2 separate regions of the Homo sapiens genome follow, and region 1 is linked to region 2. A link is a loop called in an ENCODE intact Hi-C map of the cell type or tissue named here. Cell type or tissue: A673. All regions are shown on one strand.

What was found. A loop is a pair of places that touch in the nucleus more often than their neighbours do. Peaks named below come from ENCODE experiments on the same cell type or tissue, not always from the same donor. Only the 100,000 strongest peaks of a DNase experiment are listed, where the experiment ranks them.
Region 1: it touches region 2 in a loop (2.0-fold over the local background); 1 of 110 quality-filtered maps calls a loop at or near these places.

The regions. Positions count from the first base shown.
Region 1 is chr13:80,244,423-80,246,922 of GRCh38, reverse strand. No RefSeq gene overlaps it. Among named protein-coding and RNA genes, the nearest start is that of SPRY2, 95 kb to the left of the region's middle. In A673, no CTCF peak of the experiment used is centred here; a DNase peak (open chromatin) is centred at 1,392; H3K27me3 peaks cover 360 bases.
Region 2 is chr13:80,435,913-80,438,412 of GRCh38, reverse strand. No RefSeq gene overlaps it. Among named protein-coding and RNA genes, the nearest start is that of SPRY2, 96 kb to the right of the region's middle. In A673, no CTCF peak of the experiment used is centred here; DNase peaks (open chromatin) are centred at 1,002 and 1,542; H3K27ac peaks cover 395 bases.

The DNA.
Region 1 (2,500 bases), 190 kb after region 2:
TGATATGCAGTTAATTCAAGGGGGAATTTCTATAGTCAAGTGCAGGGTTAAAGATACTATGTTGCTACCTTTGAACATGATTGTAAATGTTATAAGCTTTTACAAAATAAGTGAACATGAAGCATGAAATTAAGCATAGAATGAAAGATAACTTTGTATGCTTTTTAACATTAATGTACATATTCATACATTTAACAAACTTTTATTAAGCAGTGTGTCATGGTAACAAGGGAATGAGCCTTGGAATCAGAAAGATTTGGGTCTACTCTCTGCTATGGCATTAACATTTTGGGAAAGACCCTGAGTCTTATTGAGACTTAGTATATTCATCTGTAAAATAGGGACAGTGATACATAGTTTGAGAGCTATTGAGATACAGATTGAGCATCCCTAATCTGAAAATCTGAAATCCAAAATGCTCCAAAGTCCTACATGATGCCACATGTGGAAGATCCCCCACATGACTTCTTGTGATGAGTCACAGCCAAATGCAATCAAAACTTCATTTCATGCACATAATTATTCAAAAATATCGTATAAAGCGGCCAGGTGCGGTGGCTCACGCCTGCAATCCCAGCACTTTGGGAGGCTGAGGCGGGTGGATTACCAGGCCAAGAGATCGAGACCATCCTGGCCAACATGGTGAAACCCCGTCTCTACTAAAAATACAAAAATTAGCTGGCTGTGGTGACACATGCCTCTAGTCCCAGCTACTCGGGAGGCTGAGGTAGGAGAATCACTTGAACCCAGGAGGCGGAGGTTGCAGTGAGCCGAGATCACATCATTGCAGTCCAGCCTGGGCGACAAGAGCGAAACTCCATCTAAAAAAAAAAAAAGAAATCGTATAAAGTTACTTTCCTCCTATAAGGCATATGTCAAACATAAATAAGTTTCATATTTAGATTTGGGTCCCATCCCCAAGATGTCTCATGATATGTATGCAAATATCCCAAAATCTTAAAAAATCCAAAATCTGAAACAATTCTGATCCCAAGCGTTTTGGATATGGGATACTCAACCTCTAATGCAGACGAAGCATTTATCAACATCTGGGACATTGCTGGTCTTCAATACATGGTAGCTATCATTATCATCATCGTTATTATTGTTATTTTTATTTGCTAGGGTTAAAAATAAACCAGATTAGTCTGAGTTGGAGTAATTGTTTTGTAATTCAATTGCGGAAATACTATTAAAGTTTCAATATCTTAATGCAGAGCTCTGGAACTACATTTATAATTATTATCTGAGACTACTTGACTACTGTGTGTCCTTTGGAGAATGTTGTAATATATTCTAATTCAATAATTAGAGGTATTGAAGAACCATGGGCTGCTCATAAAAGAACAGGAAATGACTAAATAGCCTTGATTTTGGTAACTTGTATTTATGGTTATTCTAATGTATGTAATTAGAAACTACTTAGTGAAACCTGGAGTGGTGGGAATTGATGGTGGGGGGAGGGAATGGGGGCTAAGAGGACGTTTATTGTCAGCCCTGCTGATGATCTTAGCCTTCATCCTGTTGGTGACAGAGAGGCAATGAAAGTTTGTAAGCAGAGGTGTGAAGTGGGCAGATCTGTGTTTGACTACGTGCTTGGAGGAAGGGGTGGAAGATGAACTGAATGGGAAGTGGAGAAGCCAGTTAAAGGGGCACTAATAGGTCATGCGAATATTTCTGAGGAACTGAACTGGTTACAGTTGTAAAGCAATTGACTAATAAAACGGAGAAATGGTGATAGCCCAAAAAAAGGTGGAGTTAACATAAATCTTTAGGAGGTAAAATTGGCAGGGGTTTTTGTTGAATTGGATGGAGTAAATGTAGGAGTAGTTTTCAAGGAAATTGATGACTCAGAGGTAGAGAAAAGTATTGAGAGAAAGGCAAGGGCGTATTTGAAATAAATAAAAAAAAATTCCAAGGATAAAAATCAACCAGACTTGGTAATTAAGTGGATGGGTGGAGGTGAGTAAAAGAACTCATGAATTACTCCAGGAAGATGCCACCTTTTGAGCAACGGAGCATAGCCGAGAAATGTTATTTAGAGGAGAAGTTTATAATGTTTGTTTTAATTCAATTTGTTGACTTTGAAATGCTTATGGGCTATCCAGGTCTAGGTGGTTATAACAGGTAATAACTAGGTGGTTATAACTAGATAATGTGTGTCTGTCCTGCAGACATAAGTCTGGGAGATATAAACAGATATATGACTGCTGACCTCAGGAGTGGAGGACATGTCTTAGAAAGCACGGATCCAGTGACAAAGCAGTGTTTCCCTTAACTTCTCCTTTGTCTTTTCTCATAAGTCTGTTCACCAACAACCATTTTCAAATATGTCTTATTTATTACATAATTCCATGCCAAGATCCTGATTCAGGTTCTTATCTCCCTCTTCCCGAGAGCCTCCAGACAATTGTATCTGCCCCCAGTTTCCTCCTCTAGCACCACCAAAATTTTCTTTCTGTGAGAAAAATCTGACCCATAAATAATCATCTGATTTGGT
Region 2 (2,500 bases):
AAAAAAAGTTTTAAATGTTTCTTTAGAGTACAAGGGAAGCATAACCTCAGTCGAATTATACAATTTTTCTTGTGCTCATATATCAAATCAAGGACTACAAACACCATTTCCTTTTCAGCTGACTACCTCCTGCCTTCCAATATTACAAGTAAAATCTACTTGGTATATTCAGTCATACCATATTTTCAGAGAAGAATCCCAACACATTTCTAAATATCAAATACTATTTTTGAGGGGATAACCTAAGGAACAGTGAGAAATTTCTAATGATTCTTATTTTTGTTTGCTCTGTCCTCCTTTCCTTGTTCTGGATACATGTCCCGAGCCCTTGGCATCAAAGTCAGGGATGGGTTTGCAACCTAGGCTGGGCCAGTTATGTCTCATCTCAGTGTCCAAAGTGGCAGATTCAAGAGAAGGGACATATCTTCAAGCCAGGCAAATCATAGTACTGTCCTGGGTCATCTGGAATTTGAGAAGAGTTTCAAATTTTCAAATCTTTGATCTCAGAGCTGTAATTGAGGCTAAATATTTCATTAGCCACATTTCTAGCTATGGTTCCAGATGGCCCCAGGAGGTCGAGCCAAAGCAGCAGCAGTGATGAGAAGGGAAGGAAAAAGTTCTGATGAGGACCTAGATCGCTGATTTGAGATATTCCTAAAGACAGCTCTACTCCTGCCCTTCCTGGTTTAGATAGAAAAGCCAAAACCATTGTTCTTTTCCTTCAACTAGCTTAAGCTATGTCACTTGCAACCAAGCCCCCTGACTAATAGGACCAGATAATCTTCAGTGCAGGCAGCAGGCAGCATCAACTTCATGAATGTGATACCTTTACTTCTTAAAGGCAGTAATGGCAACAAAATCTAAGAGTGTATTACAGTTTTCTTGTAGAAAGTTTCCCTCCCTTTTACTTCTAGTGGTTTCAGAAACAAAAACAGTTTGCAAAAAAGAAAAAGCATTAGCTCACCATTCTTAGCCCAAGCAGTAATTTAATCTGCCATGTGCTCTTCAAAGCAGATTAACTCTAATCACACAGACTTCCTCTCCATTTAATTATTCTATCTTTCTGTTTGTACTTCACTTCTCATAAAACTTTTATATCTGAAAATTTTAAAATTTATGTAAGATCGACTGTAAGCATTTAGCTCATGTATCAAATTCATTACATCCTGTTAGATATAAGACTAGAAACCTTCTTCAGTGTTGAGTAAGGCAGAACTGTAAAGTGAGGCAAAAGGTAATATAAATAAGAACCAAACTTTTTTAAACTTGGCTGATCCTCTCCTGCTGTGTGCAGCTAATGTTTTGCCTCTGAGAATAGGACTTACTAGCAACCCTGAAGTAAAGACAGGATATTTTTCAACAAGAACTTCTGCTTTGCCAAACATCCCAGTTTGTCTCCAAGGTCTTGAAAAGAAAGAATGAAGAACGGAAACCATAAAGTATGCAGTACAGCTATCATCTAATTACTGAATGAATGGTACAGTTGTTTTGTCTGATTGCGCTGAGCTAGTTATCCACTGCTAGCTTCATTGACAAAAAGGGAACCTACACAAATTATAGGGAAATTCAAGCACTTAAGGAATGTTTTGGTTCAGAGGTTTGCAATGACTATTGGCTTTGGTTTTTGGCAAAAGCTGTCTTTGCCGTATGAACTCAGCTGTGCTGGGTCAGCCTAAAGTGTTCCCAAAAGCCTAGAAGAGGACAGACTTCCGTGTCATCTGTATCCCATCAATAAATTAAAGTGATGTTCTCCAGCTCATGTTTGTTTCTTGGCAGGCTAATCTACAATCAGAAGAAGAAAAGCCTTTCATTTGTGGACTCCAGCTAGAGGAAGGAAGCTTTTGTATGTGGATTCACTGGAGACCAAAATATTAAAAAGTGGAAGAGGAAAACCATATGTTGCAGTTCTCATAAGCAGGCAGCTCAAAGTTCTGGTTAAAGAAATGCTTGAGTTCATTTTACAGAAAAGTAAATATTTTATCATGAGAACAGGGTATACTAATAATATTGATACCTCTGTTACAAACATTGACATTTTAAGTTGTATTCTGTTTTCTCTAATTTTTTAAATCAGGAAAACCTAAGAATTAGATATTTCAAAGAAACACAAAATGACCAAACATTTTAGCATAATTCTTCAAAATGTAACTTAAGAAGGAAAGAAGAGATCCAACAGAATAAAGATAGAAGATAATTTTTATAAGCTTATGATTCCTTCTCTTCTATGAGTCACAGCAAAGTTAGCTGATATTTTATAGTTGCAGCAATTGAATGCAGGTTATAATAGAAGTGGGGAAAATCACTAATAATTATCTGCATCCTATTTCATAGTCAATTCAATAACGTAATGTTAAGATAGTCTCCTTATCTCTTTTGGTTGACAAAGGGTTATCCTTGCCTTCGTATTACTTGTGAATAAGCCTAGTGATGAGAACAAGATTAGTGTGGTCCTCTTCCAACTTCCTATAGGAGAGAATGCAAGAAGATCTTCCCATTCTTT